3 separate regions of the Homo sapiens genome follow, and all the other regions are linked to region 1. A link is a contact called in ENCODE Hi-C or POLR2A ChIA-PET data. All regions are on one chromosome and are shown on one strand. Each heading gives the region's core, a stretch centred on a gene start or an enhancer-like site at or near the end of the contact. The rest is flanking DNA. Distances are from core to core; before and after follow the strand shown.

Evidence for each region. Hi-C counts contacts between places; a loop is a spot of excess contacts on that map. ChIA-PET counts read pairs that join two places held with the same protein, here RNA polymerase II (POLR2A). Pooled maps may share reads with other maps.
Region 2: a map of ascending aorta shows a loop between it and region 1 (2.1-fold over the local background). The contact joins two enhancer-like sites. A Hi-C loop is called at or near these places in 1 of 168 maps with a recorded cell type or tissue (ascending aorta) and 4 of 50 pooled maps. POLR2A ChIA-PET finds 5 or more read pairs at or near these places in 3 of 52 experiments (OCI-LY7, activated CD4-positive, alpha-beta T cell and activated T-cell).
Region 3: a map of dorsolateral prefrontal cortex shows a loop between it and region 1 (3-fold over the local background). The contact joins two enhancer-like sites. A Hi-C loop is called at or near these places in 1 of 168 maps with a recorded cell type or tissue (dorsolateral prefrontal cortex), 1 of 37 single-sample maps with no recorded cell type and 4 of 50 pooled maps.

What each region holds. Positions count from the first base shown.
Region 1 is chr6:38,211,260-38,214,142 of GRCh38, reverse strand. The region is part of intron 9 of BTBD9 (BTB domain containing 9); the gene reads left to right. Among named protein-coding and RNA genes, the nearest start is that of BTBD9-AS1, 270 kb to the left of the region's middle. Within about 2 kb of position 1,387, at least 7 of the 41 ENCODE cell types and tissues checked have a DNase peak (open chromatin) inside an H3K27ac peak, as active enhancers do.
Region 2 is chr6:37,793,584-37,796,466 of GRCh38, reverse strand. No RefSeq gene overlaps it. Among named protein-coding and RNA genes, the nearest start is that of ZFAND3-DT, 24 kb to the left of the region's middle. Within about 2 kb of position 1,470, at least 2 of the 41 ENCODE cell types and tissues checked have a DNase peak (open chromatin) inside an H3K27ac peak, as active enhancers do.
Region 3 is chr6:38,494,769-38,497,651 of GRCh38, reverse strand. All of the region lies in intron 6 of BTBD9 (BTB domain containing 9), which reads left to right. Among named protein-coding and RNA genes, the nearest start is that of BTBD9-AS1, 15 kb to the right of the region's middle. Within about 2 kb of position 1,536, at least 2 of the 41 ENCODE cell types and tissues checked have a DNase peak (open chromatin) inside an H3K27ac peak, as active enhancers do.

The sequences.
Region 1 (2,883 bases), core at 138-2,637:
CCTGAGAGAAATCTAGGCCAACACAGACAGACCCGAAAAGTCATCAACACCAGAGAGTGCTAATGGTGACTTTTTTTAAATCAAGAAAATGTTTGAAAAGAGGGAGAAATTATTATTATTATTATTATTATTTTTGTTTGTTTATTTGAGATGGAGTCTCGCTCTGTCACCCAGGCTGGAGTGCAGTGGCGCAATCTCAGCTCACTGCAAGCTCCGCCTCCTGGGTTCATGCCATTTTCCTGCCTCAGCCTCCAGCTCAGTCCCAGCCTGTAGCTGGGACTACAGGCGCCTGCCACCACACCTGGCTAATTTTTTTTGTATTTTTAGTAGAGATGGGGTTTCACCATGTTAGCCAGGAGGGTCTCGATCTCCTCACCTCATGATCCGCCCGCCTCAGCCTCCCAAAGTGCTGGGATTACAGGCGTGAGCCACCACGCCCAGCCATGATTTTTTTATTTTTTTTAATTCAACTTTTTTATTGACAGAAACTGTCCCAGAAGAAAGATTGTTACATGCCACATACTGCCTCACATTGGCTTGCAGATCATTCACTGTCTTGAATGCAGTGCTTTGTGTTGAATGTGACAGTTAATGCAGATCCCGGAAAGGGCCTTTATGGGGCCTGCCTCAAAGACTTGTCACCTTTTTATTACAGAACTCATATTCAGAGATTCCAGTGTGTTAAATAGCTCTAGGCTAATCTTGGGCCGCTCTGTGCTAAGGGCAATGGTTTTCATCATAGGAAAACATTTTTTTTTTTACTCCAGAGATTTTTTTAAGCTCTCCCAAGTGCTCCCAACTTCCTGTCTGTTCAGCTGCAAATATCAGGCCCTTAATGGCTGGAGAGGGAGAGTCTATTTTTAAAGTTTTTACTGAATATCTCCCCACTGTCAGGTGCTGAACGAATTTGGCTTGTCATTAGATCTAAAATACCCACAGGGGTTTAGTGTAACTTTTAGGTATGAAATTGATCAGGTTTGATTCTGAGACCGTCTGGTGATCCTTCTGGAAGGCCACTTGCTTGCTTAGCTGTGTGTGAGATCATAGGTCAGGGCTGGGCTTTGTTTTGCATGGGCTTTTGACATTAATTTCCACAAAAGCAGCCTTAAAAAAAAAAAAACACCTGAAATTCAGGGGCCAGTTAGTCCTCTTTGTATTCTAAATCCCTTTGGTATTTAAAACATTAGGAAATGAAATTGCCAAATTCTTAACATTTGAAAATTGGCTCCTGCCCATGCCTAGTCTTCACATTTCCAGGGTGCTTCTGGGAGGGAATGCGCTGCTGGGGGAGAAGGGGGTGGTATTGGACAGCCACACGGAGCCAGGAGGAGGAGGCCGTCTCCTTGGAGGTAGCAGGCTTTTCAGAGCTCACCTGCCCTCCTCACAGGCTGAAAGGAGCTGCTGACGTCATTAAATCAATAACTTTGTTTAGCATTGTGTTTTCTGGGGGCAGGAAATCCTCTGGGGAACAGCAGACTGAATTTTCTCCCTCCCCTCACCAGCCTCCAGAGATGCCTGCTGGCAAGGGGTGTGGCCAAGCGGCTGGCTCTGCCATTGCCATTTAGTGGAGACCTACACCCTGGTTTTTGTTATTTTTCAGGCAAATTTCAGCAAAATTCCCAAGCCTCTAAGCTAGGTACTGAGAGGTCAAAAGTAGGAACAACTTTCTGAGCAACAGGGAGCAAATCAAAGTTTGTGAAGCCTGTGCAGGGTCATGCCCCATAGTCCTGTGTCACCCCCTCTCAACCTTCCTGTCCCCCAGCGCAGGCTGGCCCAGAGTAGCCCAGCTTGTTCTGTATAGGAATTTCACACACATGAAACCACAGCCCCAGGCAGGCCCCTCAGCACAGACCAGTGTTGCCCAGTGTTGCGTCCACCTCACTCTACCCAGCAGCCATCGCTGAGGAATGGGAGTGATTAGCCCAGAGCCTGCACCATGGGTGGAGAGCCCCTGCTCAGAAAGAGCTCCAGGCTTTAACATTCTCCTGGCCACCAAGGGAGGGCCACTCCTGTGCCCCTCTTTAACATCACCAAGGACAGGACCCCACAGCCTCTCCTGGGACCACGTTAAATGGTTTCTATAATAATTTTTCTGGTGGGTCAACAGGTTACTACGCAGTTGCCAGAATCAGCAAATTGCTGATTTCCCTTCCCCACATCACCCAGCCATGGGTCAGTCACACGAGAAGAGTCAATTGGTGGACTCAACACAGTGGTGGCAAAATGTTGGTCTAGACACTCTGCCTAGCTCCTGAAATCTGGTCTGAGTGTTTATTGCCAAGAACAGCTAGGAATTTTGGCCTCAAGCAAGTGACAGCAAGAGTTTGTTAACTACACAAATATAGCCCCATATTCCTGTTCAACATCAGACAAGGTTGAGCCAGAGTGATTTTTTTTTTAAGGCAGAATCTTGCTCTGTTGCCCAGGCTGGAGGGCAGTGGCTTAATCTCAGCTCACTGCAACCTCCACCTCCTGGGTTCAAGCGAGTCTCGTGCCTCCGCCTCCTGAGTAGCTAGGATTATAGGCATGCACCACCACACCCCCCTAATTTTTGTATTTTTTAGTAGAGATGGGCTTTCGCCATGTTGGCCAGGCTGGTCTTGAACTCCTGGGTTCAAGTGATCCATCTACCTAGGCCTCTCACAGTGCTGGGATTATAGGTGTGAGCCACTGCACATAGCCTAGAGTGAATTTTTTTTTTTTTTTTCTTTTGTGAGACGGAGTCTCGCTCTTTTGCCCAGGCTGGAGTGCAGTGGTGCTATCTCAGCTCACTGCAAGCTCTGCCTCCCAGGTTCACGCCATTCTCCTGCCTCAGCCTCCTGAGTAGCTGGGACTGCAGGCGCCCGCCACCATGCCCGGCTAATTTTTTGTATTTTTAGAAGA
Region 2 (2,883 bases), core at 221-2,720, 420 kb after region 1:
GCCTGGATTCAAATCCTGGCTTCTGAATGTGCAACCTTGACTAAGTTAATAAATCACTTTGCCTTAGTGTCCTCATCTGTCAAGTGAGTGTGATGATAATACCTAATTATAGGGCTGTTTTTGTTGTTGTTTTAGAGATAGGGTCTCACTATGTTGCCCAGGCTGGAGTGTAGTGGTGGTATCATAGCTGACTATATCCTGTAACTCCTGGACTCAAGCAATCCTCCCACCTCAGCCTCCCAAATAGCTGTAACTACAGACATGCGCCACCATGCCTGGCTTCACAGTGCTGTTTTGAAGACTAAATGAGCTCATACACTTAAAATGCTTCTAACAACACCCAGCAACAAATAAGTTCTCCATATGACATGGGTATTTTTTGTTGTTGTTTGTTTGTTTGTTTGTTTGTTTGAGACAGGGTCTCGCTATGCTGCTCAGACTGGTCTCTAACTTCTGGCCTCAAGCGATTCTTCTGCCTCAGCCTCCCTAGTAGCTGGGGTTGTAGGAGTTCTCCACCATGCCTGGCTATGGCATAGGTCTTATCATTACCATCATTATTCCTACTATTAGTTGTAAGACTCTGAATTGAGAATAAGTACACCTTGATCTCATCTTGGTCTCTGTGGTTCCTCCTCCTTATCACTTACACTCCTGTGGGGCTAGTTACCCAATCCTCTATTATTCCCTAAATTGTTCCCCACTCTTTCCTTCTCCAGGGATGGTCTCCCAGGGACCAAGTTAGTTTACTGTGACCCTGGGATTGGATCAGGGTGCACCTGCCCAGAACTTTGACATTCAGAGGCTCTACCTAGGAATTTGAAATTGAGAGAGGCTGGGCACAGTGGCTCACACTTGTAATTCCAGCACTTTGGGAGGCCGAGGTGGGAGGATTACTTGAGCCCAGGAGTTGGAGACCAGCTTGGGCAACATAGTGAGACCCCGTCTCTAAAAAAAAGGCCAAGTGTGGTGGTGCATGCCTGTAGTCCCAGTTACTTTGGAGCAAAGGTGGAAGGGTCGTTTGAGCATGGGAGGTAGAAGCTGCAGTAAGCTGTGGTTGTACTATGCACTCCAGCCTGGGTGACAGAGTGAGACCCTGCCTCAAAAGAAAAAAAAAAAAAAGAAATGGAGAGAAAGAGAGCGCGAGAAAGCTGTCTGTAGGGGGCCTGAGTCAAACTCAACCTGAGGCTGGTCCTATAATCTAAGCTCATTTTGGGCAAAGACTATGTATTTTGGGGCCAAGTTGTGATGGTATCTTTGGATTCCACAAGACACTCCTCTGTCTTTATAATAACACATTTCCCTCTTTGTCCTTAAGTTAGTTTCTATTGCTTGCAAGCAGAGTTCTAACAAACATTCTTAAGTGTGTGTGTAATCGTATTCTCTGTTATATTGACAGTTTGCCAGTCTGACTCCCATGGCCTGGGCACTGCTTGAGGGTCATGACTGTACCTTCTATTTCTGTATTCCCAGTGCTCAGCATGGTGTTGCACACACAGCAGATGCTCAGTGCTGTACTGAATGAGTACAGACATTGGGGTGGGGAGAGAGGACAGGTATTTATTAGCACATGCTATGAATGCCATGCTCTTTTTGTATGTTACCCTCCTTGATCCTCCTCAGAGAATTACTCTTAAAATGTTATCTCCATTTTACAGACCAAGAAACTGAGACTTACAGGGTATATTAGGAATAGGTTCTGTTGCAAGTATCAGAGGCCCTGAGAGAAGTTTATTTCTCACTTAAGTGAAAGTCCAGAGGTGAGCTGTCCAGGTATTGCAGCTCTGCCGCATCAAGTCCTTTGGGCTCATTGCTCCACCGTCTCTAGGACGTGCCCCTTGTTATCATGGTCCAAGATGGTAGTTAGAGTTCCAGCCATCATGTTTGTTCCAGGTAGAGATGAAGGGAAGAATGAAGAAGGGAGCAAAGGGTGAATGACTTTTTTTTTTTTTTTTGACAGAGTCTCGCTCTGTCGCCAGGCTGGAGTGCAGTGGCACCATCTTGGCTCACTGCAACCTCCACCTCCCGGGTTCAAGGGATTCTCCTGCCTCAACCCCCTGAGTAGGTGGGATTACAGGTGTGTGCCACCATGCCCAGCTAATTTTTGTATTCTTAGTAGAGACGGGGTTTCACCATATTGGTCAGGATGGTCTTGATCTCTTGACCTCGTGATCCACCTGCCTCGGCCTCCCAAAGTGCTGGGATTACAGGCGTGAGGCACCTCGTCTGGCCAGGTGCATGACTTTTAAGGAAGCTTTGCTAAAGCTGCCACATGGTACTTCTTGTTATGTCCCATTGGCCAAAACTTTGTTATATGTTCACTAAGGGAATCTGGGAAATGTCTTCTGGGTGGTCATGTGCTAAGCCAAAATTTGGAGGTTCTATTTTTTTAATTTTAATTTTAATTAATTAATTAATTTTTATTTTATATTTTTTGAGATGGAGTCTCGCTCTGTTACCCAGACTGGAGTGCAATGGCACAATCTTGGCTCACTGCAACCTCCACCTCGTGGGTTCAAGTGATTCTCCCACCTTGACCTCCTGAGTAGCTGGGACTACAGGTGTGCACCAACATACCCAGCTAATTTTTATATTTTTAGTAGAGACATGTTTTTGTCATGTTGGCCAGGCTGGTCTCGAACTCCTGACCTCAAGTGATCCGCCTGCCTCAGCCTCCCATAAATTTTCATTTTTAAAGAGGGGATCTCGCTGTGTTGCTCAGGCTGGACTCAAACTCCTGGGCTCAAGTGATCCTTCCACCTCAGCCTCCCAATGGGCTGGGATTACAGGTATGAGCCACCACACCCAGCCAAATTTGGAAGTTCTATTGCTGTGGAAGAAGAGAGGCAACCCTAGCAGTCTTTGCCACAGATAGGTTAGGTAACC
Region 3 (2,883 bases), core at 287-2,786, 280 kb before region 1:
TCTTCTCAGTTTTCTTTTCCTCCCTTTCATCTTTTCTGCTCTCTCCTTTCCTCCCCTTCACTGCCTTTCTCGTTCTCTTTCTTTCCATATCATGAACTGGTAAATTTGCAAAAAGGGACTCCATACTGCTGCCATGTGTAGGGTCCGGGAAACCTGATCATTTTGAAGAGCTAGCCCGTTCTAATGCTATGGTTAGGAAACATCTTACTGAATGTTGCATCTTTTGTGATGTGTGAAATTCCAGAGGAAGTACAGTTTGGGGAAAAAAAGTGTATCCTTGGGACCTACATTAGAGAATATAAATCACAAATCAATATACAGTTCAGATAATACTAGATCGTATACAGCAACTGCCTGTGACAGCAGTGGGAGGTGGGAAAAGTCCCCTCCCTGTGTGCATTTTGAGAAATACACTGTTTTTATTTGGTACAGTTGCATATTCATTTCTAACAGACTGCATCCTAAAAGAATTGGACTTTTATAGATTCCATGAATATTCAGAGAGTCACCAAAACCAATTTTGTCCTTTACCTTATGTGTCTAGACCCATCTGTCATTTGCTTGCTAGATGGTCATAGTTCTGTATTGTGGCATTTGTCTTTTGAGAAAAAGGTATTTCCCATGTTGATAAGGGGGCATGCTGGTACCTTTGCTTCCCTGCTTGAAAGTTTTCACCTTCAGGGTGGATCTTGGTGAGAGCATGTGGCTAGGCCCTGGCTACTTTGCTGTCTGCCACCAGCTCTCTTAAGCTTTTAGGGCATTGTTTTAGACACTAACGTAGCAAGGGAAGGCATGATGGCTGTTGCCACTAGTAAGTCATAGGGTACTTGGCAAGCTGGCAAAAGCTAGAAGCCTCATTCATTTGCATTTTAATTGGAATGACCATTAGCCAAAAGCCCGAATTTTTAAAATTGTCCATTGAGTCCTTTTTCCCTTTACCCTCTCATTTTCCTGAAGCTGATTTCCATCTCTCTCTCTCTTTTTTTTTTTTTTTTTAAGAGACAGGGTCTTGCTCTGTCACCCAGGCTGCAGTGCAGTGCAGTGGTGTGATCATGTCCTGCTGCAGCCTCAACCTCCTGGGCTAAAGCAGTCCTCCTGCCCCAGCCTCCTGAGTGGTTGGGACTACATGTGTGTGCCACCGTGCCCAGCTAATTTAATTTAATTTTTTTTTTGTAGTGACAGAGTCTCCCTGTGTTACTCAGGCTGGTCTTGAACTCCTGGGCTCAAGCAGCCCTCTCACCTCAGCCTCCCAAAGTACTATGGTTACAGGTGTGAACCACTGCGCCTGGCTGATTTGCATCTTTAGAAAAATGTGTTTCTCAACATTTAAAAACTCATGTCTCTTTGATAAACTTACAAATCTTACATCTCCTTTAATATTATTTAAAATATTATAAAAAGTAAGAATTGTAATAAAAGAAGGCAGTGACAGCCTGAGAAGGATGCCCTTTCTTTCCTTCAGTCGTGTGAGTCATGTGTGAAAGTGGGGCTGGCTTGCTTGCCCCAAGTGTTTTTCCTGTTCTTGCCAGTGACAGAGCACAGAGGAGGTCACTTTCACATCAGGCCTCTTCAGCTGCTTTGTTTTCACGGTCACAACGGGCAGAAAGCCTGCTTTGCAAATGTTGTGTATTTTATTATAATTTTGAAAATGCTTTTTTAGATGACACATGTGCCCATCTCTTCTCTCCAAAGGATTCTGATATGACTCCCATACCATTTCTTACCACCTCACTGCTCTTAATACTTAAACATGAAGAAAGAGACAGAAGAAAGTAATTAAGATGGGATAAGTAAGACATTCTTATTCATGAGCATATTCTGTCTGTCATCATCCCCACGGGGCTGTTATTGCACCTCCTCTTCATTGTTATACCCCCGCCCCCCCGCCCAGATGCACCTGCACGGTCATTTGAGCCCTGTCCTCCAGTCATACTTGGATAAGAGGAAGCCAGCCTCACTGGTTCCATCACAGTTCTAACTGCTGTATAGAGTTCTGTGGTGCCTTAAGTAATACGATTATGTATAGAAAAGCTGGGTGCAACCAGTAGCACATGAAGCACATAACAAATGCCAATTCTGTTCCTTTTCCTCCCCTTTCCAGAATTCAGTGTGTTTGCTTCCAGAACCATCTTTGGGTCTTCTAATGTATAATAAAGAAGGACAGGTTTTTCATAGATGAAATTTTGAGTGGGTTTTATTGATTCACCCATGTGACTCCATACCTGCTAACTCTGGTTCCAGTCCTCCTTCTGGTGAAAATAGGTCTTCTGCATTCTTTTGTTGGTAAGAATAGATGGAGAAGAGAACTAACATTCTTTGAAGATCTCCCGTGTGAGTTTCAGGCAGTCAGGCTTAGTTATTTCATTTGCATCATTACAATGAATCCTCACCACATTCCCATGAGATGGGAACAATTATCTTCATTTCATAGATGAAGAAACGAAACACAGAGATGTTATTTGCCTGTTTTGATCTGTAGCGGTGGAAACAAGATGCAAGGCCACAGCCATTGTTCTTGACATTATATAGAGTTGCTTTGTCGGTTTCGGTGAAAGGTATGATTCTTTAAAACATGCTTAAACTTTTCTATTCTTTGGGTAGGCAGAAAAGGGAAAAAATAGCTAGTTATTATTATCCTTTTGATAGCAAACTCCCTCATGCTACCTAGTAACTATTTGGTATAGGATCCGGGGCAATGCTTGTATGCCCCCAGATGCCTTGCAGTATTTATTTGGCAGACCAAGAATATTATAAGTGTTTACTCTATGGCAGTAGTTATTAAAAGTGGAATTATGATCTCTTTTCATTGTGAGAAATCAATGTCTTTTCAAGAATAGGAGTATTTTAGATTGGCCTAAGGGAGCTTTTCTGGTAATCTGCAAA